Linked DNA regions of Homo sapiens: region 2 is linked to region 1. Evidence: read pairs that join two places in POLR2A ChIA-PET (ENCODE). Cell type or tissue: CD4-positive, alpha-beta T cell. All regions are shown on one strand. Links, peaks and the distances in the headings refer to the core of each region. The heading gives the core; the rest is flanking DNA.

Region 1 (16,224 bases), core at 50-8,049:
TTAGAGGTCAGCTGTATTCCTCCATATCTGAAAATAAAAGATGAAACCATCATATTTTTCAGGGCCCTCCAGTACTACACAATGCAATTATATACATTTATATTAAAATGAATAATTAGAATTAATGCTCAGGTTCATCAGTAGAAGCATCTTCATAGTCAAAAGACAAGAAAATTAAGACTTCTTGGCAAGAAACAGAAGAGGCCATAAAACAAGCAACTTCATGTGAAATTAAAAGTTCCTATACTTAATTAGTAAGTTTCCATATTGTGACATTTTGTAAGTATCCTGAATAAATGCATATATTATGGGCTGAATGTTTGTGTCTCCCCCAGATTCATATGTTGAAGCCCTAACCTCCAATGTGATGGTACTTGGAGGCTAGGCCTTTGGAATGTAATCAGGTTTAGATGAGGTCATGAGGGAGGGGCTCCCATGATGAGATTAGTTTTCGTAAACCATCATTCTCAGCAAACTATCGCAAGGATAAAAAACCAAACACCACATGTTCTCACTCATAGGTGGGAATTGAACAATGAGAACACATGGACAAAGGAAGGGGAACATCACACACGAGGGCCTGTTTTGGGGTCGGGGGAGGGGGGAGGGAGAGCATTAGGAGATATACCTAATGTTAAATGACGAGTTAATGGGTACAGCACACCAACATGGCACATGTATACATATGTAACTAACATGCACATTGTGCACATGCACCCTAAAACTTAAAATATAATAATAATAATAATAAAAAGAATTTGGAAACACCAAAAAAAAAAAAAAAAAAAAGAAGACGAAAAGAGAAGAGCTCACTCTGTTTCTCTCTGCCCTGTGAGAACACAGCAGGAAGGCAGTCTTCTGTGAGCCAGGAAGAAAGATCTCACTGGGGAGTCAAACTGGCTAACACCTTAACCTTGGGCTTCTCAGTCTCCAGAACTATGAAAAATAAATTGCTGTTGTTTAAGCCACCCAGTCTATAGTGTATTATTATAGCAGCCTGAGCTGATCAATGCAATGTATATGTTTTAAATGTAAAAAAGTGATCGATTCACATGCCCTTAACATTCATCTACTAAAATCTATCACTGTGCTTGTGTCAATTATCCAGGGATGTCTTTGGGCCACACAATTCAGATGAGACAGGAAAACAGAGAACTCCATGGCTCATTTAGTCCCATATTTCTATTCTTTGGTGGAAAAAGACCTGGTGGTAATAAAGGTCATTGTAAAAAAACTGGGGGATAGGTGTCCATACATGTGCTGTAGTGACAGGCGTACACATGTTAAACCATAACATATACAACCACATCTTAAAGTCTGGTTGACGGAAAATCATAAGCCAAAAATAATGTTAATAAAAATGTACATTATAACACACACTGTAGGGTTAATCCAATAACCACAACAAACTCACCTGATCATGAACTTAAACACTAATTTGCCATTAAAGGCAAAAAATAGCAGCAATTAAAAATCATGAACAACTTAAGACAACATGGATGATGTGCTGGAAATGAAATATCCTTCCCCCAAATTATAGAAATTCCAAGTATAACTTGGTTATGGGCATGCACAGTAGAGCTCTGAAAATGGTTGAGTGCTTTGTGGCAGGGACTTCTTAGAAAAATCCAAATCTTCAGGAAACCATAGCCATGAGCTAATTTTAGTTTATGAACACTAAATTTTAGTAACTCTTAAACTCATTCAACTAGTAATTGCTAGTAAGCAGCTTATATAAAAGTGAAACGCTATGAATTGCAACTCATTTGCTAGTAAGACCCACAGAAAGGATTTGCATTAGGGGGAGTTTGAGGTTCACTGGCAGGAGTCCACTGCATGATTGAGAACCACTAGCTGCTGTGTGGGGCTGTGCTGCCAGCTGCACTACAGGAACCAGGCCTCCTGGCTTAGACTGCTACCCATGGTCCATTGGGCTTTAAGGGCCCTTCCTCACTTTCTACTAAATAACTCAATGTTGTTATGCTGTGGTAGTTGCCTAGGAACCCCAGAGAGGTCTGACTGCTCCATGATGCTGTTCTTGCCTCTTTCCTGGGAGAGAGAAATGTTATTTCTAGCCACTGGGGTAGAGCTCCCTCACATTCAGTCATTCTCACATAAATAGAGTGTGATGATTTAGGAAATAAAGTTAAGACATGAGTCAAATTTTTGGCAGCTACATATGACATGTACATAAGCAAATATCTGTTTTAATTGCAATTTCTAGGTACAATATTTAAAAATTTTAAGCATAATAGCTTATTTGAACAGAACACGGGCTTCTAAAAGCACAAACTCAAAACTGGGAACTGTCAGTTCTTTAAAGGTATAGGGTATGGACATCAATTAAGTATGCTAAGAATATAAACTTTTTGAAGATTAATTTCTGAATAATACATTTGCTTGAACATAATGTTCATTATAATGTTATTGAACATTATATATAATGAACATTATTATGTTCAAGCAAATGTATTACACTATTTGTTCAAGCAAATGTATTATACTATTATACTATCATTCTTTATTTTTAGATCTTTGGTCTCTTCAAGAAATTGTCCTAAATGTTCCCACATACAAGCAAAAAATAAATGTTTCAACTTGTAAAATATATTATCTGGCTTAAATAGTCTATCACAACAGGCAGCGGAACAATGCATCCTGGCTTATCTAAAAGAAACAGTTGTCCACATTTGTCATTATTAAATTTGTTCAGGAGTTTTAATGCAAATGTATTACTTAGAAATTAATACATTTGCTTGAACATAATAATGTTCATTATATATAATGTTCAATAACATTATAATGAACATTATGTTCAATAACATTATAATGAATTATATATAATGTTCAATAACATTATAATGAACATTATGTTCAATAACATTATAATGAACATTATGTTCAAGCAAATGTATTAATTTCTGAGTAATATATTTGCATTAAAACTCCTGAACAAATTTAATAATGACAAACGTGGACAACTGTTTCTTTTAGATAAGCCAGGATGCATTGTTCCGCTGCCTCTTGTGATAGACTATTTAAGCCAGATAATATATTTTACAAGTTGAAACATTTATTTTTTACTTGTATGTAGGAACATTTAGGACAAGTTCTTGAAGAGACCAAAGATCTAAAAATAAAGAATGATAGTATAATAGTTTACAGTATATCCTAAAACCTGTATATGGCATATTTTCCATTATGGTGTCGAAGGGAGCTTGTGAAAACATATTATAAATCCTAAGGTAATTTTCATTTCTAGAAAAACAGCAAAGTCAATACACAAAATAAAGTACATTGCTAGACGCTCACAAACTCCTAACAAAAGTTTACAATTTTCTGCAAAAGAAATGCATCATCTGCTTCAGGATGTGGGTAAGACAAGCATGTTCCTGTGGTAACCATTTCTCATACAAGGAAAATAGCTAAAGAGACAAAAATCTTTGCTAAGCTGCAGCCTACTAGGTCTCCTGATTTGTAAGAGCAACAAGAATAGAGATTGAGCTGTTTAGCAAGTAATTTAGAAATAAACATTCGATGAACCAGTAAAGTCTGTCAAATAAAATGACTTTTAATTTACAATGGAAAGAAATACCTTAACACAGGTTGATACTGTCAAAGCATTTTCTTACATGGCATTATACTTTAGGTGGATGTAATAGGTCTAGTATATTTTACAACCGTACAAAACAAACATCCACATATATCTTTTAAGGTTCTAGTCAATCCTTAATAATAATTCTCTTAGTGCTACAAATACAGATTCATTTAATTAAAATATAGTATACATTTAATTTCTCATAATCTCATATTTTTCCTTATCTTTTAACCACAAGGTTATCTTCTTGTAATATTTACTTGTTAGTGTTATTTTGCACTTTTCTTTGTTCATTGTAATTCATTCATTTTATTCACCCTTTGTCCCACAAACCTTTGTTGAGTATGTACTATCAGTGAATAATTAGGTCAAATAATCTTTTCATAGATTTTTTTCATGTTGCACTTACTGACCTTCCGGGACTCATTTTGTAATTTTTCTAATAAAAAGCCTCACTCCTCATTCCATTGCTGTTGATCCACTCAAAATTTCTATCCAAAAGCTATGATTGTTACACCTTTACTTCTAAGGGTGAGATGGAGTGGGATGGGGAGAGTAGGATGGTGAGGAAAGAAATGGATATGTATTATATGCATCCAACATGAAGTGCACTCAGCTAAGTGTTTAACTCATGTTATTTTAAATGAAGTAGGTATAGTAGCATTCCCTTTCCATTAATTGAAAAATGGAAATCTATTAGCCCTTAATGAACTGGTCACCTAAGGTCACACAGTTAGTAGTTGGCAATTTCAGTAATGTAGCTCTAGTCTGTCTAATCTCAAAGGCTTTACAACAGTTCTTCTAAAAATCACAGTTGGCACCCGATACTTTTTATTTCAATCTTTGAATAAAAGATTGTTTGAATCTATGCTATTCATAAAACCCAGACTTCCTCCTCTTTCATTTTGCCTGTAAAAAAAGTCTATTATTTAGATTGATTACAAAAGAAATACTTTTTAACAATGGTTTTTGAAGCAAAAGTACACAGCCCATACAAAGAAAAATGCTAATAAATAAATTAAAGCATTTTAAAAATTCTGAAATCTGTCTACCCAGACAATTACTATGCTTGATGTTTTTTCAGACCACTCCCCTAAGATTACTAGGAACAATAGATAATAGCTTATGTATAGTTTAAGCATCTAAAAAGTAGTACAAACATACAAATTAAAACAAGGGAAAATGCAAACAAAACATGTCTATTTTTATTAGTAGAAATGAAATAAGGAATATCACAAAATTAATGTTAAAGAAAAAGGATTTATTATGTAGCATTCTAATTATTTCATATCAGTAGGTACCTTATATTCTTCATAATCATTGGTATCTAGCAAGTCCCTTTTCTCCAGTTCTGTAAGTTGTTCTCTTGAGGGGTTAGCAGGTAGTGTCTTAACAGAGGCTTGTTCATATATGGGTTTTGCATTAAAAAATAGTTCCTTCCAATCATGCATCAACTTATACGGAATCAGACTATCGCACAAAAAAAAGGTAGAGATGAATCAATGGTTAGTCAAATATAGATTTTAAACATTGGTATTTTTATTATATTTATGTAATTAGCTCACTTTCATCAGACAGAAATAATTACTGAAAAATGATCTTAAAGGTTACCATATGTGCAATGACAATAAGACTAATATATATGAGATTTTTCTGTTACAAATAATTTACAAAATGTAAACCTACTTTTCTCTTAAAGGGGCCTTGAAAAGCACTCAGTTTGTTCGTTTTGCACAGGAGGACACTGATACTAGAGCATTTAAATAATTTCCTAAGGTTGCATAGTAAGCTGATATCAGAGCTGAGAATTAAGGAACCTAAGTGTTCTGACTGTACTCAATATTTTTAGATATATTGTTCTGCTATGAAACAGTCAATAAAAAAGTGAAAAGAGCCAGTGGCATAAAGTAACAATCATTCTTCAAACCCACTAAGTTCCGGACATTTTACTAGCTATTAGAAATATAATAGCAAGTGGAATACCTGGACTTAAATAGCAGACTCTGGGAAAGAAGGGGAAAAAATAATTGCGTACATAAATGAAAGTTTTGAATAAGAATTATACAATGGGAAAGCACAACAGTATGACTCAACTTAACTTGTTGGTTCCAGGAAGGTCTCTTTAAAGAAATGACTGCTAAGCTGAGTCCTGAGGAATGCTTAGGAGACAACAAGGACAGAGTGATGGGAAAATGGTTTCAAGACAAGATGTGTGAAATGTCCTGACATGATCATAAACAGTTGGACTAGAACCTGAAATTACAACTTAAAAAGTAGTATTTCATTCTGATTCATGCTACAACATGAAAGGACCTTGAAGACGTTATGCTAAGTGAAATAAGCCAGACAGAAAAAGGACAAATATATTATTCCACTTATATAAGGTACCTAGAAGAGACAAATTCAGAGACATCAAGTAGGATAGAGATTATCAGTGGCTGGGGATTGAAGGGGATGAGGAGTTATTATTTAACGGCTACAGACCTAACAACGTTTCCTGTTTAAAAGGCTGTGTGTTCAGGGGTCTTGAACTCCTGACAAACCTCAGATTCAGGTACTTCTCCTTTTTGCTTTCTCCACCACTTATTAGGGCTTTAAAAAGCTCCAAAATTACCTGTTTCCTCCTAATAACCTTTTAATATTCTCTTTCAATATGACTTACTATGACATTTGTAGACATTCTATGGCTTCATGATTGCAACCCACTAAAGTAGTCCACATATTTTGAAAAAAACTATAGAAGAAAAAAACCTTAGCTATCTGACCTTTACTGTAAAATTCTGTTCACATTTAAGGATATGAGGATAGAAACAGATAAAATGGCAAAAGTAGGAACATTTTTAAAATATGGAGATCCATATACCCTTTACCCAGTGTCTCCTGATTGTAATATCTTGCAAAACCACAGTACGATATCACAACCAGGATATTAACATTGATACAGTCAAGATACAGAACCTTCTATCACCACAGAACCCATCATGTTGCCCTTTCAGAGCCACACTCACTTCCCTCTCACCTCCATCCCATTCTTAGCCCCTGGCAATCACTAATCTGTTCTCAGTTTCTATAACTTTGTCATTTCAAGAATGTTATATAAATGAAATCACAGAGCATGTAACATTTTGAGACTGGCTCTTTCCCACGCAGCCTAAGTATCTGGAGATTCATCCAGATTGTGGCATGTATTAATAGTTTATTATTTTATATTTCTCAGCAATATTCCATGATACGGATGTATCACACTCTATTACCTGTTGAGAGATATCTGGATTGTTATCAGTTTTAAGCTATTACAAATAAAGGTGATATAAACATTTGTATACAGGTTTTTGTGTGAATTTAAGTCTTAATTTCTCTAGGATAAATGCCCAGAAGTGTAATTGCTAGGTTGTGTGGGAGTTGCATATTCTGCTTTTTAAGAAATTGCCAAACTGTTTTCCAGAGGGGCTATACCATTTCACCTTTCTCAGCAGTAATGAATAGTGGTTTTCTCCAGATCCTTGCCAGTATTTGGTGTTTTCATTTTTTTAAAAATTTTAACCATTCTTATAGGTGTGTAATGATATATCATTGTGATTTCAATTTGAAATTTTCTAATGACTAACAAGGGTGAATTTTTTTACTTGTGTATTTGTCATCTAAATATCCTCTTCAGTGAAATGTCTTTTCATATCTTTTGCCTATTTTTGAACTGGCTTATTTTTTATTGTTGAATTTTGAGAATACTTCATATATTCTAGATATTAGTCTTTTGTGGGATAGGCAGTTTGAAATATCTTCTCCTATTCTATACATCCTTTCATCTTTTTCAAAGCAAAAAGTTTTAATTTTGAGGAAGTCCAACTTATAAAGTTTTGTCTTTTGCAGAGCAAAAATTTTTAATTTTAATGAAGTCCAATTTGTCAAGTTTTCCTTTTATGGATCATGCTTTTGGTGTCAAGTCTAAGAACTTGTTGCCTAGTCATAGAACCCAAAGATTTTCTCCCATTTTTTTCCTCAAAGTTTTATAGTGCTATGAGTTACATTTAAGTCTATGATCCACTTTAATTTTCATAAAAGGTGAGGAAAAAGGCATATATGCATCTTAAATAAAAATAGTCAGTGAGTAAATCAAGTCAGTAATCAAGGTCTCCTGGACCCCACCTTTTAGTCTTTTCATGAATCATTTTTATCTCTCTTTACTTATCATCCTAGTATCTATTTTACAATCTTATCCTTCCTCATTCTCTATCGTGTCTCTACTGTTATTACAAAAAAAATACTTACTTATTTGTCAACATTCGATAGTCTGCCACTTTAGTGGACAAATCAACTATTTGATCCAAAATTTCTGCACATACTGAATAATGCTTTTCATAACGAGCTTGAGCTCTTTCCACAGCAATCTGATCATGAAATCTCTTTTCTTTAAGGAATTGTTCTTCAAAGTCAATCTTGGCTTGTTTTGCCAAAGCCTAAAAAGGCAAAAACATATTTTTAAGTCACTATAATTGAATCAAATAAAAATAATGTCATCATTTCAATGGCCAAAAAGTCTTTCAGTAGAATGAAACCTCTTCTCACACCAGGAAAAAAATTAATCATGAATGAACACTTTTTTCTTAATACATTAGCACTTAATGCAAAGACAATATTGGAAATATCCTACTCTTAGCTTATCTTATCAACAAAGCATAATACAGTCAGACGTGATCTAACTGGGGAAAGCCCAATGTGGATTAATGAGGAATTGGATCTTAAGCCTTCAAAAAGAAGTCCTGAGTTCACCGGTTGCAAATAGGGATCGGAGAGAAACAGGCAAGTTTGTGCCAGACCCTAAGCATAGCTGACCCCTCCCTCCCACCTCCAAAGTGCCAATTTTGACACATCTGCTATAGCCATTGCCCTCTGTCTTTCAATGGGAGAGTTCTATAATACTGGTTTATACTTAGAAAATATTTTAGAAAGTCCCAGATTATACTGGCTTGAGAATATAACACATTTGCCAACAAATGTTAAATGTGTTAATTACAACCCTCTACAGATACAGCCTTAACAACTGATGGCATTCATTTGTAGGAACATCTATTTATGTAGAAAGCAATGAAACACTTAGCTTGTTATCGCCCTCTCCTTAGTGCATTATTATTTTGTTTAGGGAATCTTTTCTTCACACAAGGTACAAAGGTTGAACTCAGTCCAGCCAAGCTGAGGATAACATAATACTTAATAAGTGGGATTCAAATGACCAAATATTGCTTTTCAGATAGCTACGCCAGCTTCTTGAGAAATTCAGTTACGTGCTAGCCTGCTCTAGGAAAAAGACTTCCCTCCTGTAACAACCCAGTGAGTATCAAATGGAAGTAAACTTGGGCTTTGGAGGAGCTATGGTCGAGTTCAAGCCCTAGATTTTATATAGAATTCAATTTCTAGCTGTGAGACCTTGGGCAAGTCATTAGTCTCCTTGTGCCTCCATTTCCTCAAAGTCAGGTTATTAATAGTACTTAGCATACCCCAAAAAATTACCAAACCATCTCATCAGAACAAATATTTCCTATTATGATACTATTCATAAATGACTAGATGTGTGACAATGGATTGCTGTGTAAGGTCCACCATTTGTTTTGCTATTACTGTTTTATTTTGTGTGCTTATTTCATTTTTGTTGGGAAGGGGGTTAAGCTGGGTGATCACTAAGGTCAGTTCTGTACATTTGACAGATTCAGGAATTACATCAGAGTTTGTTATTCTTGTATTATTCTGTATACCCTGTTTTTATGGAGAAAGAGTACAATTTAAGTACAAAGCTTTATGGCATGATTCATGAAGTGAAGAATTCAGAGGAAAAATGAATCTAAGAGAGCAGAAATATCCAATGAGAATTCATGGAAAGAGTGACAAAAAAAAATGGATCATGAGGTTGGTTTACTACAGAGTTCTCTGAAACACATGGAAATATTTAGGATGTGAGGAAAAAAAACCTTTAAGGGAATAGTAGAATGGTCCTACCAGTAATAGTATAGCTTTCAACCCTGGTTGCTGCCATTGCCTGTCTCCGCATCTCCCTCTCTCTCTTCCTCCCTTCCTCGCTCCCTCCCTCCCTCCCTCTGTTCCTCTCCCTCCCTTCATCCAGCTGTCTAGTCTTCCTTCTCCTTTTCTATATCTACCATCAATCCTCTGCCAAAGCCACCATAATTTCCTGTCTCATTACAGCTAAGTGGGTTGCAGCCATAAAAAGAGAAGGAGGAAAAGGAAAAAGGAAGTCTGTGGGAGGTAGTAAATCTCCGTGGTTATGAGCCTGGACTCTAAAATCTGATAGAGCTGGCCTTGCTCCCTGCTACACCACTGAGAAGCTGTGTGACTTTGAGCCTTCTAGTCTTCAATTTCCTGATGTGTTAAATGTAAATAAGGATGGCATCCACTTATGGTCGTTGAAAGAATTATATTATACATGCTTGTAACAAACATAGTACAATGCTTGACTCAAAGTAAAGCTCAAAAAACATCAAATATTATTGTAATGAATTTTCAATAATTATAGTAGGTAGCACAGAAATTTGAAATCAGGAACTGTCTTAATATAGAATAGTTTTGCAATTGTCTCAAAGGAAGAGATTAGCAGATTTAATCTAAAAACAAAACAAAAACGCTCAAAAAATTGAGAGTGAAAGAAAAACACAAAGTTCTCCTCCCTCGTTTTCTCTCTCTCCTCCTTCCTTCCTCTCTCCCTCTCCCTCTTCCTCTCCCTCTCTCTCCCTCCCTCTTTCTCTCTCTCTCTCTCTCCTCCTTCCTTCCTCTCTCTCTCTCCCTCTCCCTCTCTCTCCCTCCCTCTCTCTCTCTCTCTCTCTTCTTTCCCTTCCTTTCCCCCGAGATGGAGTCTTGCTGTCATCCAGAGCTGGAGTGCAATGGAGTTATCTCGGCTCACTACAACCTCAGCCTCCTGGGTTCAAGCAATTCTCCTGCCTCAGCCTCCCAAGTAGCTGGGACTACAGGTGCACACCATCACACCTGGCTAATTTTTGTATTTTTAGTAGAGACAGGGTTTCACCATGTTGGCCTTGAACTCTTGTCCTCGTGATCCACCTGCCTTGGCCTCCCAAAGTGGTGGGATTACAGGTGTGAGCCACCATGGTCAGCCTTTCCTTTCTTCCTTCCTTCCTTCTTTCCTTCCTTCCTTCCTTCTTTCCTTCCTTCCTTCCCTCGTCTCTCTTTTCCCTTTCTTTTCTTTTTCCTTCCTTCCTTCCTTCTTTCCTCTTTTTTTTTTTTTTCTTTATTTCATGAGCAAGAGCAAACGTGGTACTGCCCTTATGGACTTTACATGCCAGTGGGATAGGCAAACAGTCAAAAAGCCACACAAATACATGTATAATTACACACTATGACAAGTGTCATTAGGGCAAGACCATGGGGTATGAGGCCTGACCTAGACAAGAAGGGGCATATGCATGGAGCTTTGAAAACAAGTATTAATTGGGTGAAGGCACTTGGGAAGAGGGGCAAAGTAGAAGAAATGACTTGTTCAAGGATCTGAGAGCAAACCAATGTGGCCAGAACCCAGGCAATGAAAATGAAGGGGGGCAATGAAGCCTCAGAGGGGATTATATGGAAGACCAACAAAGGCTGGAGCAGCCTCCCCAAAGTTTCCTGTGCCACTGAGGGTAGCATGTTGGCTGCAGTAGCTGAGGTCTCAATAGTACTGGGCTTGCACCTGATGACTGTAGTGTTTCCAAGATGGCTTGGCCCTTATAACCTGGGGCATTGTACATTCTCTGTGTGCAGAGGTAGGATGAAAGAGTAAAACTTAGGGTTGATTTAAGGAAAATAAATAATGTTATATTCTTACACTCTCCAGTTTTTGGTCACCAATTCATAACCACTAAAAATGGATAAAGGAAACCACTGCAGTAGTAGTACTGCAGTAGAAACCAGGGGTGGTAGTGTAGACATGGAGGAAAATGGACACGATGAAGAGAAATTTAATACATGAAAATGATAACACTCAGTGGATATTTTGGGTATGGAAGAATAAGGGTGAAGCAGCTTTCAGGTGGGCCCTGAAGTTTCAGGCTTATACAATTTGATAAATAATGATGCCATTTGTTGAGCTATGGAACATTGAAAAAGACTAGTTTCATAGCAAAGGTCATACATTTGGCTTGGAACATGTTGAATTTGAAGTGTCTCTGAGACATATGACCACAGATGTCAAGGAATACTAAAACTATGGCCCTTCATCTTGGAGGACAGAGGCATAACTGCATGGGTCATCTGTCTATTGCAGTAAATACTTCACCATGGTTGTGGATGAAATTGTCTGAGAAATAACATAGAAAAGAATATAAGGAAGTCAAAGATGAAGCTTTGAGCAATCTGTTAATAAATGTTTTGATATAAGGGAACAATGGGCCTGTAAAGACAATGACCCTGCTCCTGAGAAGGAGCAGCCAAAGAAGTAGAAACAAAATCAGTATTTTCCACAGCAATACTTAATAGAAAGTAGCCATGGAATAGCAAATAAATACTATTAAAATAAGTAATACAAATATTATTAATACTTTGTGAGCATAGTTAAGAAACCTTAAAGACCTTAATAGATTTAAAAGTACTTTTAGAATGTGCCATCTCCTCCCACTCTCAAATAACAATAAAAATGACAAGAACAATAAAAACTAAGAACAAAGCTGGAAGCATCGCACTACCTGATTTCAAACTACACTACACTACACAGGGCTAGAGTAATCAAAACACAAAAACAGACACATAGACCAATGGACCAGAATAGAGAACCCAGAAATAAGACCACACACCTCCAGTCATCAGATCTTCAACAAACCTGACAAACACAAGCAATGGGGAAAGGATTTCCTATTTGATAGATGGTGCTGGGATAACTGGCTACCTATATGCAGAAGATAGAAACTGGACCCCTCCCTTACACCATATACAATAATTAACTCAAGATGGATTAAAGACTTAAATGTAAAACCCAAAGCTATAAAAACCCTGGAAGACAACCTAAGTAATGCCATTCAGGACATAAGCACGGGCAAAGATTTCATGATGAAGATGCCAAAAGCAATTGCAACAAAAGCAAAAATTGACAAATGGGATCTAATTAAACTAAAGAGCTTCTGCACAGCAAAAGAAACTGTTGACAGAGTATACCAACAACCTACAGAATGGGAGAAAATTTTTACAAACTATGCATCTGACAAAGGTCTAATATCCAACATCTATAAGAAACTCAGACAAATTTACAAGAGAAAAAACAAACAACCCCATTAAAAAGTGGGCAAATGACATGAACAGACACTTTTCAAAAGAAGACATACAAATGGCTAACAAACGTGAAAAAAAAGCTTAACATCACTGACCATTAGATACATGCAAATCAAAACCATAATGAGATACCATCTCATACCAGTCAGAATGACTATTACCAAAAAGTCAAAAAACAACAGATGCTGGTGAGGTTGTAGAGAAAAAGGAACACTTTTACACTGTAGGTGGAAGAGTAAATTAGTTCAACCATTGTGGAGGACAGTGTGGCAATTCCTCAAAGATCTACAGGCAGAAATACCACTCAACCCAGCAATTCCATTACTGGGTTTATACCCAAAGGAATATAAATCATTCTATTTTAAAGACCCATGAATGCCTACATTCATTGCAGCACTATTCACAATAGCAAAGACATGGAATCAACCTAAATGCCAATCAATGATAGACTGGATAAAGAAAATGTGGTATATATACACCATGGAATAATATGCAGCCATAAAAAGCAATGAGATCATGTCCTTTGCAGAGACATGGATTGAGCTGGAGGCTATTATCCTCAGCAAACTAATGCAGGAATAGAAAACCAAATACTGCATGTTCTCACTTATAAGTGGAAGCTAAATTATGAGAACACATGGACACACGGAGGGGAACAACACATACTGGGACCTTTCAGAGGGTGGAGGGTGGGAGGAGAGAGAGGATCAGGCAAAATAACTAATGGGCACTAGGCTTAATACCTGGGTGATGAAATAATCTGTACAACAAACCCCCATGACACACATTTACCTATGTAACAAACCTGCACTTATACCCCTGAACTTAAAAGTTAAACAAATATATATATATTTTTTGTTAACAAATATATATATATATTTATCTTGGTATATATATTTTTTGGTATATATGTGTGTGTGTATATATATATACACACACTTTGGTATATGTGTATATATGTGTGTATAATATATATATATATATATATATATATATATATATATATATATATAATATATACCAAAAAAAAAACCTCCTTTCTTCACATAAAAGAAGTAGAATGATAATGCTGTAGGGAATAAAATGGATTTTGTTTAGTTAGTGAATGATACTGGAAAGAAGAGGTGACTGTTAATTTGGCAAACTGAATTCAACATTTATTGATTGATTTATTCAGCTCCTACTTATGTACCAGCTACTGTTGGTGGAGGAGTTGATAAACTCAACATGTATGGATGAAAGCCATAAAATCCAACCATCTCTAAGGGAGAGATGCCAAGGAACTAGATAGCTCCGCTGTTGGAAAAGGTAATCATGTGAGAGGAAGAAATATAATTTTTTCAGATGCTTCAGAACCTCACAATTTAGGTCTCTCAGGCTTTAGCAGGCCCAACTGTTCCGGTCCTCTGAAGTTAGTTCAACCCCAGTTCAAGAAAGAATAGATGATCCTTATCACTGTGAGACCAGTCCAGCTAAACATACTTTGCTATTTAGCTGAGCTTGTGAAATAAACATATTTTTCAAATAGGCACTTAGAAAGATAAACACATCATTTCTAATGTAAGTAAATGCCACTCAGTCTAGTCAAGTCTATTGTTGCCAAAGAAGAGAGATGAAACAATCATCCAGATAACTCAGCTCTTGAAGCCAAAGAAGACATTGAGGTCAGCATTCATTCAGCTCAAATTCATGGGGTATGGTTCTCTCTCCCCATTCCATACCCACCGTTTAGGCTATGCCTGTTCCACAAAGGCAAAAGCAACACTCTCCTCCCTGCAAAATATGCTACTTTCCAAATGATATTTCTAAAAATTGCATAATTTTGGCAAAAGTTACATTACACTTTCATGGGGTATCACAGTGGAAGCTATGAAGCTAGTAAATAAAACACTGCCCTCCTGTTTTCTATAAGGTTTCTCTTCTGCCCAGTCTGGTTTTGTGAATATCTTATGATAGTAAAGACAGGCTATCTAAAATGCCACTCACAGGAGTTCTCTTCAATCAAATGTGGACAAACGGATTAAATAAATCTGAAACATCCCCAATAGGAAGTAGACAAGAAGTAATCCATATACTCCATTAATAAAATCAATCTATTTTTTTTTACTAGAACTCACATATACATAAAGTTTGGGACAAAAATAATCTATTAAATAATTAAAAGATTGGATATTTTGATTTTCAGAGTTGTAAAAGGGCCGAGACACAATGATACCATAGTAGCAAAGAGCACAGCTAGCAGCCCAGATGTGAGTTTCTGTATACCATTCTCAACTACAGTGCACCACAGTACCCTAGATAAAGCATTTATTCTCATTCTGAGGAAGGAATAGCATAATATGGGCCTGAGGAATCTCTTTTTTTTTTTTTCAGAAGGCAAGGAATTGTTGATTAAAGACTAATGGTGTCTAGTTGAAAGGAAGCAGCTTAAAAGTTCTCTCACTGCCTGAGGATATTTACCTAGAATAACCAATACCAATGCCTACTCTAGTAAACTTAGTGAACTTTTAAAGAAAAAAAAAGTATCTAAAAAAAAAGTAATGACTCAAGGAACTGAAAGTTAGACTATCACCATTCTTTTTGGCAGCACACTTCATACTTGAAGAAAACAGAGTGACATATTTAAGATATTCAAGGAAACAAAGTGTGAACTAACCATTTTATATACAGCCAAACTTACAATCAAGTATAAAAGGCACACACTGTTATAAGAACTCAGGGAATATGGTTTCCATGAGCCCTTCATGAGAAACCTATTGGAGAAAGAGCTTCAGACAATCAAAATGACTAGAGAGACATGGACATAAGGGTTGGTGGTGAGCATTAAGTACTTAGCTACTTGTAGAACCAAGATTAAAAGAAGACAGTATAGTACTATGTAGCAGCTACATGCCCTGTTGATGGAGTTATACAAAAATAAAAATGGGCAGATAACAGGTTGATCATACAAAAGAAAATCTTATTAGATGATTGGCAACAAAATATAGCTTTGTTTACCACGACTTGGTAGAAAGAAACAAAAGTAACCTTAGAAAGATTTCTAAGGAAGATGGTATTTACCGCTTCTCGATCAAGAGCATCCTGGAAATCTTTAAGTCGTCTTTCCTCATGTTGTTTTTCTCTGAAAATTCTGTTTTGCCATAAAACTTCCTTTTCATGCCGAACATGCATGAGCTGCACGGCAATCCTGCGCTCCTGCTGGGACTGCCGCATCAGCCGGTTAATCAGCTGTTCCTCCCGATAAGCCTCCTGAAAACACCAGGGGAATTATTTGTTAAAGTGACGTCCAAATTTCCCGCTGAGCTACGAAGCCTATACAGAAACAATATACAAAAGGCATAATGTTCATCTAAATCAGTTTCTGT
Region 2 (16,224 bases), core at 5,651-13,650, 210 kb before region 1:
CTAGGATGGAGTCCTTCCAGCATCAAAGATTCGAATCTGTCAGCCCTCCAAGAGTAGATCCACCTCTTTAAGACCTACGTTGAGTAAGCTCATAGCAATTGATGCAAAAACTAGAATGTCAAGCCACTGATCAACTATAATGAGGATATACTTCTCACGTTTCCTGATAAGATCAAAGAACTTGATCTGGATTTGAGGATGTGAGAGAATGACAGCATAGTTCTCAGTTCAGGGATGCTTTTAATAGTTTATTCTCCATACGGAGGATATACGTACAGAGGATATAAGCAGTACAGAGGATATATTCATGGTATGTTAGAATAATGCTATGTGCTATAACAAATAAATATTTCAATTTATAAAAGCTCAAACACATTATATATTTATTTTTCATTCATAAAACAGTACCTCTGTGTAGTGGTTTTCAGTTTCAGGCTTTCTCCATCTTGTGATTCCGTTGTTTTCTAGGATGTTGTAGTCACTGAGTCCATGTGACTGTAGAGGAACAGGGAGTTGAGAATGCTGAAAAGCTTGCTGAAAAGCTTTGGCCTGGAAGTGACACAGGTCACTTATGCTTGAATTTCATTTGATGGTAGCTAGTCACATGATTACAGCTAACTGTGGAGGTCGGTGAAGGGGTGGCTAAGAAATAGTCCTTGCAGGAAAACTTCTTGCCAACGAAATTGTACTTCATGGAAAGAAAGTACTATTTTGGTCAACAACTAGCTATCTCTGCCACTTGAAGTAGTAGCCTTCATTGCCTATAGTGCATGCTTGGTGATCTCAGTAGCTCATGTGGCGTGAGATATTTGTCAGTTTGGAGGAGTGCAAAACTGAAGTCTCTCCATCCTCAGCCATGTTAGCAACCAAGTAAACAACTTATATAAAGTGACAACTCTCCAATCAGAAACCCTGTCACCTGGGCCTCAAGACTTTATTCAAGGCCTTGAAATTTATGCTACAACACAGAGGCACCTCGTCCTTTATTGCCTCTATAATATGGGTCCTAGGAATTTTTAATCTATGTCCACATAAAGCCTTTCTGGGGGGAGTTGAAGCTATGTCTTATTGAGAGGTGACAGCATGCTGGCAGTCCTCAGAGCCCTCGCTTGCTCTCCGCACCTCCCCTGCCTGGGCTCCCACTTTGGTGGCATTTCAGGAGCCCTTCAGCCCCTCCACTGCACTGTGGGAGCCCCTTTCTGGGCTGGCCAAGGCTGGAGCCCACTCCCTCAGCTTGCAGGGAGGTGTGGAGGGAGAGGCACGAGCGGGAACTGGGGCTGCCTGCGGCGCTTGCGGGCCAGCTGGAGTTCCGGGTGGGCGTGGGCTTGGTGGGCCCCGCACTCAGAGCAGCCAGCCAGCCCTGCTGGCCCCGGGCAGTGGGGGACTTAGCACCCGGGCCAGTGGCTGCGGAGGGTGTACTGAGTCCCCCAGCAGTGCCGGCCCACCAGCGCTGTGCTTGATTTCTCACCGAGCCTTAGCTGCCTTCCCGTGGGGCAGGGCTCGGGACCTGCAGCCCGCCATGCCTGAACCTCCCACCTACTTCATGGGCTCCTGTGCGGCCCGAGCCTCCCCAACGAGCACCACCCCCTGCTCCACGGCGCCCAGTCCCATCTACCACCCAAGGGCTGAGGAATGCGAGCGAACGGCGCGGGACTGGCAGGCAGCTCCACCTGCAACCCCAGTGCGGGATCCACTAGGTGAAGCCAGCTGGGCTCCTGAGTCTGGTGGGGATGTGGAGAGTCTTTATGTCTAGCTCAGGGATTGTAAATACACCAATCAGCACCCTGTGTTTAGCTCAAGGTTTGTGAGTGCACCAATCGACACTCTGTATCTAGCTGCTCTGGTGGGGCCTTGGAGAACCTTTATGTCTAGCTCAGGGATTGTAAATACACCAATCGGCACTCTGTATCTAGCTCAAGGTTTGTAAACACACCAATCAGCACCCTGTGTTTAGCTCAAGGTTTGTGAATGCACCAATTGACACTCTGTATCTAGCTGCTCTGGTGGGGCCTTGGAGAACCTGTGTGTGGAAACTCTGTATCTAACTAATCTGTTGGGGACGTGGAGAACCTTTGTATCTAGCTCAGGGATTGTAAACACACCAATCAGCGCCCTGACAAAACAGGCCACTGGGCTCTACCAATCAGCAGGATGTGGGTGGGGCCAGATAAGAGAATAAAAGCAGGCTGCCGGAGCCAGCATTGGTAACCCACTGGGGTCCCCTTCCACAACGTGGAAGCTTTGTTCTTTTGCTCTTTGCAATAAATCTTGCTACTGCTCACTCTTTGGGTGCACGCTGCTTTTATGAGCTGTAACACTCACCGCGAAAGTCTGCAGCTTCACTCCTGAGCCCAGCGAGACCACGAGGCCACCGGGAAGAATGAACAACTCCAGACGCGCTGCCTTAAGAGCTGTAACACTCACTGTGAAGGTCTGCAGCTTCACTCTTGAGCCAGTGAGACCACGAACCCGCCAGAAGGAAGAAACTCCAAACACATCTGAACATCAGAAGGGATAGACTCCAGACGTGCCACCTTAAGAGCTGTAACACTCACCGCAAGGGTCCGCGGCTTCATTTTTGAAGTCAGTGAGACCAAGAACCCACCAATTCCGGACACATTATTATACAAGTCAGGACGAAGTTATTTATTCACATGGTAAATAATAACATTTTTGTTGTAGAGGCAGACCTCTTCTTGGAAGAGAAATTATAGTTATGAGGTTCTTTGGTAACTGGAATTATAACAAGGGGTATGAAGACTAAATATTTAATGAAACTAGGCAGACAGTTTAATGCATTCATCTTGCCAGTGAGACCATAACACTCTTTTCCCGAAATTCCTAGAGGGGACTAATAAACATGTCCTCCCTGACCTTTCTTTTTCAGCATGTCATAGCTGAGTAACTACTTGTGGGAGGGACACTTTAGATTCATTGATTATACATGTTATTGAAATCAGTATGTTACCAGTGCAAGGTAGCCTAGTTACCCGTGGCGAATCCATAGGGGTATGTAGCAATTTCAGTTCTTGCCTCCTCAGAAGGTGGAACTCAACTGAGGGGCATAAGGCAAAAAGATACCAAGGCAATTGTCAGAGCAGGAGTGGAAGTTTATTTAGAAAGTCTTTAGAACAGGAAAGAAAGGAAAGTTCACTTGGAAGAGATCCAAGTGGGCACCTGAAGGTCAAGTACCGTGTTTAACCTTGATCCTAGGACTTTGCAGGCTGGCCTCTTTCCCATGATTCTTCCCTTAGGATGAGCTGCCCGCATAAACAGTGCCCTCCTTACCCTTGGGAGGTGAGCACGCATAGTGTGTTTAGGAGTTGTATGCATGCCCATCTGAGGCTTTCTTCCCTTTTCTGGTGGTGTGCCCCTGGAAGGTCATACTCCACCATTTTGTCTCTTACTGTGCATGCCCAGGAAGTTCCTTCTCCTTGGTTTCTGCATTCAATTAACACTTTAGAGCAACAGGTGTAGACCATCAGGAAATGGCCTCTCCCTGATGCCGGCTCTCAATTTATCACTTTCAAAAAGAAAATGTGATAATTGCCAAAACATCACCTGATGTTTCTACTGGGTGGGGGAGAGCCCTCTCCTGCCCCACTCCTGCTTGTCAAACTACCTGTAACAACTCAGGATCTGGCCTGTCTTGCCTGCCTGGGGGTGATGTTTATCTCCTTACAGTGCTTTTATATACCTCTTGCTATGGTTGGAATGTTTGTTTCCCCACAACACTTAATATGATGAACTCCTAACCTCCAAGGTGATAGTATTAAGAGGTGGGGCCTTTTAGCATGTGATTAGGTGATGAGGGCAGAGCTCTCATTAATAGGATTAGTACAGGTTGTAGGAACCTGTACTTCTTACTAGCTGGTTGTAAATTCAAGACTGCAATATAGAAACCCTGCCAGAGTTTCCACCTTGCCTGGCATGCTCTGCAGAATTTGGACTCAAAACTGCAACATTAGCTCTTACCTGAATTTCCAGCTGGCCAACTTGCTCTACGGATCTCAGACTTGCCAGCCGTCACAATCATGTGGCCAATTTGTTAAAATAAGTATCTCTCTCTCCCCACTGATACACACACACTATGGATTATACTTCTCTACAGAACACTGACTAATGCAGAAGAAGTATGGATAGCCTGCGGACCCCCAAAGTAAGAGGAAAGTTTCTAAAGTAAAAATAGTCTTGTTGAGTATTATTTCCTTTAACTTGTAAGAGTGTTGCTAACTCTGGGTGGTGAGTGCCAGGATTGAATTGCAGTACACTTAGCTGGGGCTGAAATAGAATAACAAGCTCAATCACTGTTTACAAAACTGGCTCATATTTCAAGGTCCTATTCAAAAGTTAAAGCCTTTACAAAGCTTTCCTCGACCTTTCAGCAAAATTGACTTGCTCTTTCATTTCTGTGCCTCTTTTGCTAAGTGTATATGCATCTTTATATCACAGTCCATTAGTCAGATGTGTAAGAAATACTACTTTATTTTCTCCGACATTCAAATTTTGCAGTCTTGTCCCATTCAAGCTTGCTGGCAGAAATGTAGGCTGTCTTTCTTGGGATTTCCACTTAAGCCTGTGCTGTTGTTCTTGGATATGAAGCAGAGCCAATGCAGAAGGAGTGGGAAGTGTGTAACCTGAGTTCACACAGGTCATCCTTCTTTTCAGAGTCCCTTAAGTCCACTGAATTTTGGGAACTTCTCTACCACACCTGGAAAACGGCAACTTTGAAAAGCTGCCAGTGGGATAGGTGAAGAGCTGTTTTGAGATATCTGTGGTCCATCTAAGTGAGAAATCCAATAGGCAGTTGGATGTTCATTCATTGAACCAATATATATATATTTATTGATCGAATATTAGGTGCTACCAGTGAGTACTTCTTTAAGTGCTGGGGATCTAGCCTTGAACATATAAATATAGCACACTTCTTCATGGAAGTTCAATCTAGCAGACATGATTCTGAAGTTTACATCTGGAAACTTGGAAACAATGGAAAATGTTGACGTTAAAAAGCCAATTAACAGAACAATAGAAGCAAAGAAACAAGAGAGATCAAATGACTGATGAAGCAAGGTTCTGGAGGAAGAGAGACGGATAGAGATAGAGTTAAGGGCATTGAATGGTTGGTTTGGTCTTCTACAGATGAAGGGTTAGCTTGTTCTTAGACTAGGGGAATAGCAGGCAGGAATTTATCCAGTTTTGAGTTTGCAGATGGAGATAGGAAATGAGAGCAAAAACATGAGTTATGGTCTACATTTTTTCAAAGTATAGGCAAACTTATTTTCTGGGAATGAGAAAGGCCAAGGTTCAATGGAAGACTTAGAGTAAAAGGTGAGTGTATTTGACAATGGTTATCGAGGGCATTGGAAAAGAATGCTGTCAAGCACAAATAAAGGAAAACAAATTTATATGGGCCCCGTTTGGCAGCATTATGTGATTTTTCACTAAGACAGTTTAGCAGATAAAGTGCAGAAGCAGAGATGTGACTTGTAGGAACATGTTGTATCATCTTGTTCCATAGCATTTGTCACTGCAATTTGTATAATAAGAAGGCCTTGATAAACTGTGATGAAATTTATTAATTACTTAAAATACTGAAGGATAAGAAATCTTGAAATATACTGTTGTACTATCCACATCACAAGGGAGAAATCAGATTATGACTCTAGAATAGAAAATCTTGCTATCAAGGTTATTATAGTCTAGATTTTACAGAAAAAATGAGAATAATAATTCTAAGTAAGAGTTATATTAATACATAATTTATACTTTTATTTTGTATAATAATATATACATACATATATGTATGTATACATATGTATACTCCCATATATATGTATATATGTATGTATACATATGTATGCATACATGTATACTCCCATATATGTATGTATACATATGAATGTATATATGTATACATATGTATGTATATATATGCATGTATACATATATACACATCTATATACTACCCCCCTCAAAAAAAAAGAAGACAAAAGAAATAAGAGGAAGTTTCCTGCTTTCATGCATCCACCACCATCCCATTCTTTTCCCCAATAACCACTGAAAACATTTTGGAGCACTGCCTTCCAAACTTTTTTCTAAGCATATTCTCATTCTAATATTCCCTCTTTTTCTCTCTAATTAAAAAAAAAAAAAACCCTCGTTCTGATGATAGACATTCTTGTTTTCTTCTCCAACATTCTCAGTTTCTTCCTTCTTTGTCACCCCTATTTTGACCAGGTACCCATCTCATTCTCAGTTCTGGAAAAGGTGAGCCATTTCCAAGCCAATAAGTTCATGGCATTTTCCTAGTGACTGTTATTGGCCCAAAGATATGCATATGATTTCAACTGGATCAATCATATAAAAGGGAAAACCTTCCATTTCACACTGAAGAGAACAGTATTTTTTTAATGTTAACAATTTCAGTAAGAAATGATTATAATTTTGCTATTAGATTAACAGATCCATGTATATTGAAGTCCTCGCATGACCCAAATACTTTTTCTTCCCTAAAGTTTCTCAATACACATATAGACAAAACTTATTTCACAAAGTAATGGAAAGCATGTGGCTGTAGTCTTGCTGCAATATGGATGAGATAGGAAGAGCTTCCTCAAATAGGGAGGTGACATTTGTGTCTTTCTGTAAATGTAACCTAAGCTGTCCTCATGTATGACTGTAAGATATTGCATTAATGGCTTGACTCTTCACTCTTTCTCCTATCCACCTATTTTACCATGTGATTTTAAGTTTCTACCCAAGGGGAAATATATTTCTTCACTCCTTGATTCTGGGTTTGGTCATGTGATCTTCTTTGCCAATAAAATGAAGTGGAATTGATGGGTAGGCCAGCCTTGCATTTTTCTGCTTGCCCTCTTATGCCCCTGCTGTAAAAAGAGGCAGCTGGGTTAGCCTGCTTGTCTCTGGAGAAAGACGGGAAACTTATGGAACAGAGGCATTCCCAGCTGAACCCAGCTAACTTTCCTTCAGTTTCAGATCCCTGAGTCATCCTAGCTGTTAGTAATATCATAGAATCACCCAGCAGAGCCCAATCTAGATCATTCAACACAATTTGTGAGAATAAATGTTGCTTAAAGCCGCTGAGTTTTGGCATGATTTGTTGTTGAGCATCAATGTAGCAATAGCTGATAGATACACCGCACATTTCGGATTTTTCATGGAAATGATAGGGGGAAGGAGTAAGAGAAAGATGGAGACTTTTGGAGAGTTTTATCTTGCTAGAAGCTTTTGACAAAATAACATAGACATTTTTCTTTATCAGCATATGTAGCACTACCGTGCTAGTTTTACAATGCTGGTAATTTCTTTACTAAATTTTAAAAAGTCACAACCAAAAGAAAAGATAAAAAGAAACTGGAAAAACATAGTAACATTATGACAAGCAAAGTTCTGTTATCCTTAACACCCGAAGTGTTATAATTCAGCAAGCAAAAGATGAAGAGTCTAAGAAGGAAATTTTTTTTTACATTAAAAGAATTTTTTAATGGCTTTGTTAGTATTCCATAATATGAATATACTATAATTTATTTAGATTTAGAATTCTTAGTTACAAGAAATAATATATAGATATTTTATACATAGAATTTCTAGGTATACACATTAAAATTTTTGTTATATATTTCCAAATTGTCCTAATTTACATTCCTATTAACAGTATATGATAAAGCCCATTTTCCTATGCCCTTCTCAGCACTGAAATTTAGTGATCTTTATAATTTTCACAATTTAATGGGCAAAGCATTTATCTCATTCATTTTATCAGCATTGTTTATTCAGAATGAGATTACGCACATTTTCCTATTTTTAAAGTTTGTTTTATTTCTCCTGTGAGCCTTCTGTTAATGTGCTGTGTTCATTTCCTTCTTGGGCTCTTCATCTTTTGCTTGCTGACTTGTAAGACTCTGGGGTCTTATAAGGATAACAGAAGTTTGCTTGTCATAGTGTTACTGTCTTTCTCCAGTCTATTTTTATCTTTCTTTTGGTTGTGACTTTTTAAAATTTAGTAAAGAAATTACCAGCATTCTAAATTTTATCTAGTCAAACATATCAATCTTTTCCTTTTATGGCTTTTAGGTTTTACGTTTTATCTAGAAACGCTTTTTGCATCCAAAAAATATGAAATGATTGATCCATGTATTCTAGCATTTGTTTTTATTTTAAAAATTATTTATATCTTTGAGTTATGTGGAATTTATTTTGAAATAAGAAGTCAGTTACCTTTCTTCATTTGCAAATGGCTAGTGTGTTATTCCAATCTTATTTGCTAAATAATCCACTTTAACCCTACTGATTAGAAATGGATGAATTTTTTGTAATTACATAGATCTGGACTTGCAGATTCTCTGTTTTATACCATTGATAGTTCTGTGAATTCCTGCTGAATCAAATTTTAAAACCACGTGAATGGTTAGTTGCTTCACAATTCTTTTCTTCTCTGGAATTGTGCAGGCTATTCTCCAACATTTATTTCTCTGCAAGATATTTAGAATAATAGTGTATGCACAGAAGAGCATCTGGAAGCCTAAATGTCACTTATTAAATGTGACTATTCCTGAAGAGTGTGATTAGAAAGTGACATCTTCAACTTGATACATTACATGTCTATCTTTTTTTAATTTGAGGACACAACCAAATAATAGTTTAGTTGTAAAGATTCCATAAGAATTAAAAAAAATAAACATGAGAATATTGTAAGCGGAGACCTTAATAAAGTATCTGTGTCTTGTAGTGTGTTTTCTACTTGATTCTCTTGTGTTTTCCATATATACAATAATTTTATCTGCCAATAATGACGATTTAATTTTCTCCTATTCAATATTTATGCTTTTTACTGTGTTTTCTTGTTTAATTGAATTTCTTAGAATTTCTAAAACCATGTTAAATGAAGTGACAATAGAATTTCTTTTGTCTTATCCTTCAATATAATGGAGTACTTTTAAAATTTCACCACTGAGCATGACCCTAGCTTATCTGCTCTTATTTTATTAAAATTTTTTATTTGAGAAAATAAAGCTTTAAGCATCATTCAGTTCTACACTGGCAACTTCACACTTGAACTTCACACTGTGAAATTCATGAAAGTTTATAATTATGTAGCAAACAGGTTTATCAGTCTGACACTATAGCATTTACTGAAGCTCTAATTAAATTAATGCTTTCTTAGGCTCTAAAAGTAATATTTCAGTCTATCAGTGGATAAGCTTAATAATAAAATGTTTTCTGATTATTCTGCATAGTTTTTGTGTCATGACTAGTGCAGTTCATACTTTGCAGGAACTAATTTATCATAAAAAGAGGGTCCTTTTCAGTCTCTGTAAGTTTTCCACCTCTTCTTGATGAAAAATCTTTACTTAGGGTAAAGGCAAATTGGTTCTAACAATTTACCATTGAGAGGCCCTCCAGATGAACTCAAGTGTTTCAGCACAATTCAGTATGTAAGCCTTATTTTTCAATCCTCAGGGGCTTTGCATATTGTTTGCTTCACTACTTTTACCTGAGTCTTGAGGAGCATGAATGTGTTCCTTGGACCTCATAGGTTTTGTGCATCACACTTTCTTTGTCTGAACAGCTGTGTCATTGCAAGCTACACACAAATGCCCACACAAATGCCACAAGCCATTAAAATTCAGAAATTAGGGTAGAATTTCATATGAATCTAAAATTAAATAACTGAAAAAACACAATTAAATATCTGTATTTATTAGATAAATGAAGTTTTGGAAAATTTTCTTTTCACTTCACCCCACCCTATTGTTTCCCCACTTCTGTGGTTACAGTGGTTAAGAGTACAGCTGCAAAGACAACTGTGTATGGGGAATGCAACCGACTTCTCACACATGGCTGCCCAGATGTGCTGCTCTCTCAGGGATGTGGTGCTTGCTTCTGTCTGAACAACCTGGCTTGGCATTCTTTTATCTTTAACAGTGATGAGGAAAGAAGTTGACCAACACAACATCATTTCCTAAATGTTTATTCATTCTTTGATTCATTCATTCATGTTTATGAGGGAATGCCTACTAAATTTTAGGTACTGTGTTTAGCAAGAGATGTAAGCCCCAGTAAGTCATAGTTCTCTGTGCCAGAATGCTTACAAGCCCCCAGAAGAGTCAGACAAATCAAGTAATTACAGATCAGTGTGGTGACAGTAGAAATAAGTGAAGTGCTATTAGGAATGCACCCATGAGTCATATCCTGGCCTGTAAGAGGATGTATTCCCAGAAGAGGCAATGCCTGAGGCTAGTCTTGAGGGACTGGTATGAACTACCCAGACAATGGGGGTAGCAAGTGTAAAGGCTGGCAATTGAGACCACAGGCTGAGAGTGGTGGCAAAAGGTGAAGAAAAAAGGTAGGCTGAAAAATCCCTGTCCCTGACAAAGTGTCCCACATCCTAATAATGAAAACATATAAATATGTTACTTCAATGGCCAAAGGGACTTTGTAGATGTGATTATATTAAGATCTCCAGATGGAGAGATTAGCCTTGATTATGCAGGTGGACCCAGTGTAATCACAAGGAATCTTATAAGGCAAGAGGGTCAATATGAGAGAAGGCACTGTCATGATAGAAACAGGGGATGAAATAGTCCACTTCAAAGATAGAGGAAGGGGCTAGGGTTGTGGGATAGGGAATACAGGTGGCCTCTGGTGGATGAAAAAAGCTGGAAAACGGATTCTCCCTGCAGTCTTCAGAAGTATCACAGCCCTGTTGACACCTGGATTTTTGCCCCAGAAGACTGATTTTGGACTTCTGATGCCTGATCTGCAGGAGAATAAATAAATTTGTATTGTTTTAAGCCACTAAGTTTGTGATAATTTATTACAGGAGCCACAAGAAAGTAATACACTAGATCATCAAGAGCCTTCCATGCTGTGTTAGTTCGTTCTTGCATTACTATAAATAAATGCCTGGGACTGGATAATTTATAAAGAAAAGAGGCTTAGTTGGATCATGGTTCTGCAGGGCTTACAGGAAGCATGGTGCTAAGATCTGCTTGGCTTCTGAGGAGGCCTCAGGAAACTTACAATCATGGTGGAATGCAAAGGGGGAGCAGGCACATCACATGGTGAAAGCAGGAGCAAGGGTGGGAGGAGGTGCCACACACTTTTAAAACAACCAGGTCTTGTGAGATCTCACTCACTCTTGAGAGGACAGCACCAAGGGGATGGTGCTCTCACCAGGGTCCACCTCCAATACTGGGGATTATATTTTATCATGAGATTTGGATGGGGACAAGAATCCAAGCTATGTCACGTGCCATGCTGGAAAGCCACTAAGGGATTTTAGTTAGGGAGGTAGCTTGATCAGATTTCCTCTTTAGAAAGATACTCGCAGTGGGGGTGGGGGATAGGTCATATGACAGCCAGACTAGGGCAGGGTCAGATGGACTTTTGTGACTGCTGTACACACTTAGGGGACACCACAACCAGGTCAAAGGTGAGTCTGAGACTAAGACCAAGTGGTTCTTTGTGCCATCTTTCTCTGTCAGAATAGCTCTTCCTTTTCTTCCTCCCTTCCATCTACCAGTACTTACTAAATATTTGTTTTATTCCAAGAATAATATAGGAAGTGGAACTTGCATGGAACTTGAATTTTAGAATCAGAGAGAGGCAATAAGAACAATCATCAAAAATAAATTATTAATAATTAGTAATGAATTAGTGATTAATAATTGGTAGTTAATATTGAGGAAGGAGTTTTGGAGGAAATAAACAGGGAGGCATGATAGAGACTATCAGGAGGAGGGTCTTGTTTTCATTAGAATGACCACTTCTGTGGAGGTTACGTAGAAGCTAGGACCTGGATAATAAGAAGGAGCCAGCCACACAAAGATCCAGAGAAACCACGTTTCAGATGGAGAGAGCGGCAAGAGCAAAGGCCTTGGGACAGGCAGGCTGGCTGATTCCATATTATAAGATGTTGTGGAGGTGGAGGAAAAGGATAAAAGCCCTTCACTCAAGCTCTAGCTTATCTAACTCTCAGCCAATCAGTAAGAAGACACCCAGAAAGCTATTAACTGCAAGCTTCTCTTTCCAGGGCCTAGGGATTTCCCTGGAGCCCCACAAGTTCTACTATCTATGTTCTTGTTGGAATGAAACAGATATTCAGATATTTAGTAACTAGTAAGTACTGGTAGATGGAAGGGTGGCAGAAAAGAAGGAAGAGCTTTTCTGACAAGGAGATAAAGGTGGCACAAAGACCAACTTGGCCTTAGCCTCAGGCTCACCTTGGACCTGATGTGGCATCCCCTAAGCGGGCATAGAGGTCACAAAAGTCCATCTGTCCTGGCTCTAGTCTAGCTGTCATATGACCTATTCTCTTCCTTCACCAGGGGGATCATTCTAAAGAGGAAATTTGATCCAACTACTTCCCATGCTTGAAGAGGCAGAGAAGTCTAGAGGCTGAAAGAAGCTTCCTGGACAACACATAGAGACCCAGTTAATAGACAGGATGTGGATCATCCACATTCAAAGGAACATGATGGGCCCTGACACATTAGCAGTAGACACAACACGGGATACCATCCACAGACAAGACAGGAAGGCTAGAGCTCAGGGGAGTCCAAAGAAGTCACATGGCCCCAGATTCCTTCTCCCAGTACCATGTGCATTCATTTTCTAGGGCTGTCATAGCAAAGCACCACAGACTGAGTGGCTTAAACAAGAGATTTATTGTCTCACCGTTCTGGAGCCTAGAAGTTTGAGATCAAGGTGCCAGCAGGGTTGATTCCTTTTGAGAGCTGTGGGGGAGAATCTGTCCCATGCCTCTTTCTTAGCTACTGATGATTTTCTATCAATCTTTGATACTTATTATCTTTTAAAAATATCACCCCTGATCTCTGCCTTCATTTTTCACATGATGTTTTCCCTATGTGCATGTCTGTCTCTAAATTTTCCTTTTTTTTTTTATAAGAACACCAGTCATACTGGATTATGCTGCACCCTAATGACATTTTAAATTGATTACCTATTTAAAGAAACTATCTCCAAATAAAGTCACATTCTGAGCTATTGCATGTTAAGAATTCAACATATGAATTTTGGGGGGACACAACTCAATTCATAGCACCGTGTATCTAAAACTCTCAGGAGAATGGGAGGAGAAGAAATCTGAATTTGACTAAAGATTTAATAAGAGACTGAACTAAAAACGGCATGACTGAGTTAGCTTGTGTGTCAAACAGGCTTTAATGTGGCCCCTGCGATCGCCAACTCCTGAAAATCTTGTCTTTATATAATCCCCTCCTCTTGAGTATGGATGGGACTTCTGACTTGCTTCTAACCAAAAGAATATGGCAAGATGATGGAATGTCACGCCTGTGGTCATATCACATATATAAGACACCATTTTGCTGGTAGACTCACTCTCCCTTGCTGGCTTTGAAGAAGCAAGCTTTTGTTGAAAGAGAGCTTATGGGCCAGGCACGGTGGCTCACGCCTGTAATCCCCGCACTTTGGGAGGCCAAGGCGGGTGGATCACCTGAGGTCAGGAGTTTGAGACCAGCCTGGCCAACATGGCGAAACCCCATCTCCATTACAAAAAATACAAAAATTAGCTGGGCATGGTGGTGTGCACCTGTAATTCCAGGTACTTGGGAGACTGAGGCAGGGCATCTCCTGAACCTGGAAGGCAGAGGTTGCAGTGAGCTGAGATGGTGCCACTGCATTCCAGCAGCCTGGGCAACAGAGCAAGACTCTGTCAAAACAAACAAACAAACAAACAAACAAAAACACAAAAGCTTATGAAGAGGGTCATATGACAGGAGGCTGTGGGTGAACTTTAGGAGCCGAGAGTGAGAGCTATCAGGAAGCTGGAGCACTCAGTTTTACAAGCACAAGAAAATAAATTCTACTATAACCTAAGTAAGTTTGGAAACGGACCCATTGCCAATGGAGCCTCTGGAAGAGAAGCAAGCCTGGGCCAACATTTTGATTGCAGCCTTGCTGAGGACTCAGCTAAGCCATGCCCAGACTTCTGACCCGCAGAGGTTGTGAGATAGGAAATGTGTGGTGTTTTAAGCTGTTAGAAAAAGAAAGAAGGAAGAAGAGGAAGAACAAGAACAAGAAAAAGTAGGAAGGGGGAGGGGAAAGGGAAAGAGGAGGAAGAAGAGAGGAGGAAGAGGCCAAGAAGGGGGAGGAGTCAAGAGAACAGAAGCTATTATCTTCCTTTCTTTCCAAGTTCCCCTCACCACAAGCTTATGATAGGGTGTGTGTGGCTTTAGTTAGAATATAAGACTGCATCTTAAAACTAGATGAATTAAGCTTTGGTCACTTAAAGGAATCTACTTCAGAAAGGGATTTTCAGTGGAGCATCTTTGGAGATAAGTAATTAAAGAAATGCCAGAATTATTTTATATTTATATCCTACTGAATTAAGATTCCTTCCTAAAACCTGATACACACATGCACAGAAAATATATATTTCACATCACATTCCTGATTAAAATCCTGCCAAGCCCCTCTATTTTCTGCAAAATAGATGACAACTTCTTAGGCTGGCATGCCAAATGCTTAATCATTGGCCCCCACCAATTCTGCCAAGCCTAATTTCCAGCCACTACTCTGCAGACTGCAGGGACTAGGTATATCAAGTGAAATAGGTGTCCATGCAGGGCTTCCACTGAACCACCTGTTGAGTGAAGCAACACTCTCTGTTCTCTCTGTTAAATACATTGACACATTGAGACTTAACCACTAGTAGGCTGTCTTCTAGTGCAGTGGTTCTCAAACTTTTTGGGACCAGGGACTGGTTTTGTGGAAGACAATTTTTTCCATGGACTCATGGGGAGGTGAGTTTTCAGGAGCTGAAGAGATGTGTGGTCCATTCTGGGAATCCGTCTAACCACAGTTTCCAGAGAAAACAGGCATGCCACAAAGTGTTCTTCTATACCATTTAATTAAATATGAGATGGTTATTACATACATTGTACGCTTATATACTAAGCAGCTCTGCGAAATGTTTGTAATGCATGTGGATAGTACACGGTTAAATCAGAGATCTTCACTGTAGTGAACAATGGATATTTTAAAGAATAGTCCCAACAATAAACCACAGAGCTGACAAAAATGCCACCTAATCTGCATCATTTCCAGGAGCTCTGCCACATATTCTTCCTGGCCCGTACCAAGTCTCTTAGCCCCTCTAGAAGAGCTAAGAAAATGCAGGTGTGCACCTCTGAACAGCCCATACTTGGCTTTTCTGAAGCAAATTCCCATGGAAACCACATTGAAGGAAGAGGCAAAGGCTGGTAGGAAATCAGCTGAATCAGCCTGGGTGCCCTAGACCCAGTCATGTTTGTTGGACCAAATTAGCTGTCTTTTCATTTCATGCTATATAGAACTGGCAGTTTACACTTCTGATTAATACATTGTCTCCGATCAGGAGGTTTATTTTTTTTTCCTAATAAAATCTGAAAGGAGATTGGGCAGAACCAATTAGTAATCTTACATTACACATTGTCCCTAGGTATATAATCAAGAATTAACAGCAGTTATGATTATATGATTATAATACATGCATTTTAAATACTACAGTAACAGACAGAGGCTCAGACACTAAATTCCAAAGATAACATATGCCAAACAACATTGAAACAAAGGATTTTAGAGCTGGAGATATCTCGATGTTTTTCTATGGTCATCTCTTCATTTCTTCAAGAGATTGTCTATTTATACCAGGGATACAAAATTATGGCTCCCAGTTCTGACTTAACGTGTGAGGTTGGGTAATTTACCTGTCTTCCTGTGTCCCAGTTTTCCCATAAGTCAAAGAAAATAACAATAAATACTTCAAAGAACTTCTGTGAATAAGGTATCAGAGACCTGGCATGAGATTTTGTGGAGCCTCCTATTTGAGACTTGACTCCCATTTCTACAAAAGGTAAAGAACACCTGCCCACTGATGAAAAATGTCTTCTGCTGCCTACAAACCAGGCAGATTCTACTTTTCCTCCATGTAAATTTACATCATTTTTGTGGCATTTGCCCTGTCTCCAACAGGGCACTTTCAATATGGCTCTTTTATAGCATTTTATAATATAATAATAATTTGTTTACCAAGCAGTCACTTTCATTAGGTTTTGCAATTTATGAGGCAGAATGCCATCCTTTTATGTGTCTTTAGGTCCCCTGTGCCTAACAGTATGATTGACATGTAGCAGGCTTTCCATAAATGCCTATCAAGGAGGTGGAAGGAATGCTTAT

Evidence for each region. Peaks named below come from ENCODE experiments on the same cell type or tissue, not always from the same donor. Only the 100,000 strongest peaks of a DNase experiment are listed, where the experiment ranks them.
Region 2: POLR2A ChIA-PET joins it to region 1 with 13 read pairs; 5 of 35 experiments call an interaction of 5 or more read pairs at or near these places.

Annotation. Positions count from the first base shown.
Region 1 is chr5:35,658,903-35,675,126 of GRCh38, reverse strand. It overlaps SPEF2 (sperm flagellar 2), which reads right to left. Exons shown (of 37, transcript NM_024867.4): 8 at 15,920-16,108; 9 at 7,868-8,055; 10 at 4,900-5,068. Among named protein-coding and RNA genes, the nearest start is that of SPEF2, 49 kb to the right of the region's middle. In CD4-positive, alpha-beta T cell, for the core only: no CTCF peak of the experiment used is centred there; DNase peaks (open chromatin) are centred at 1,946 and 3,396; H3K4me3 peaks cover 314 bases; H3K27ac peaks cover 3,148 bases.
Region 2 is chr5:35,878,278-35,894,501 of GRCh38, reverse strand. IL7R (interleukin 7 receptor) reads right to left here. Exons shown (of 8, transcript NM_002185.5): 8 at 14,899-16,224. Among named protein-coding and RNA genes, the nearest start is that of IL7R, 29 kb to the right of the region's middle. In CD4-positive, alpha-beta T cell, for the core only: no CTCF peak of the experiment used is centred there; DNase peaks (open chromatin) are centred at 9,851, 10,211 and 12,631.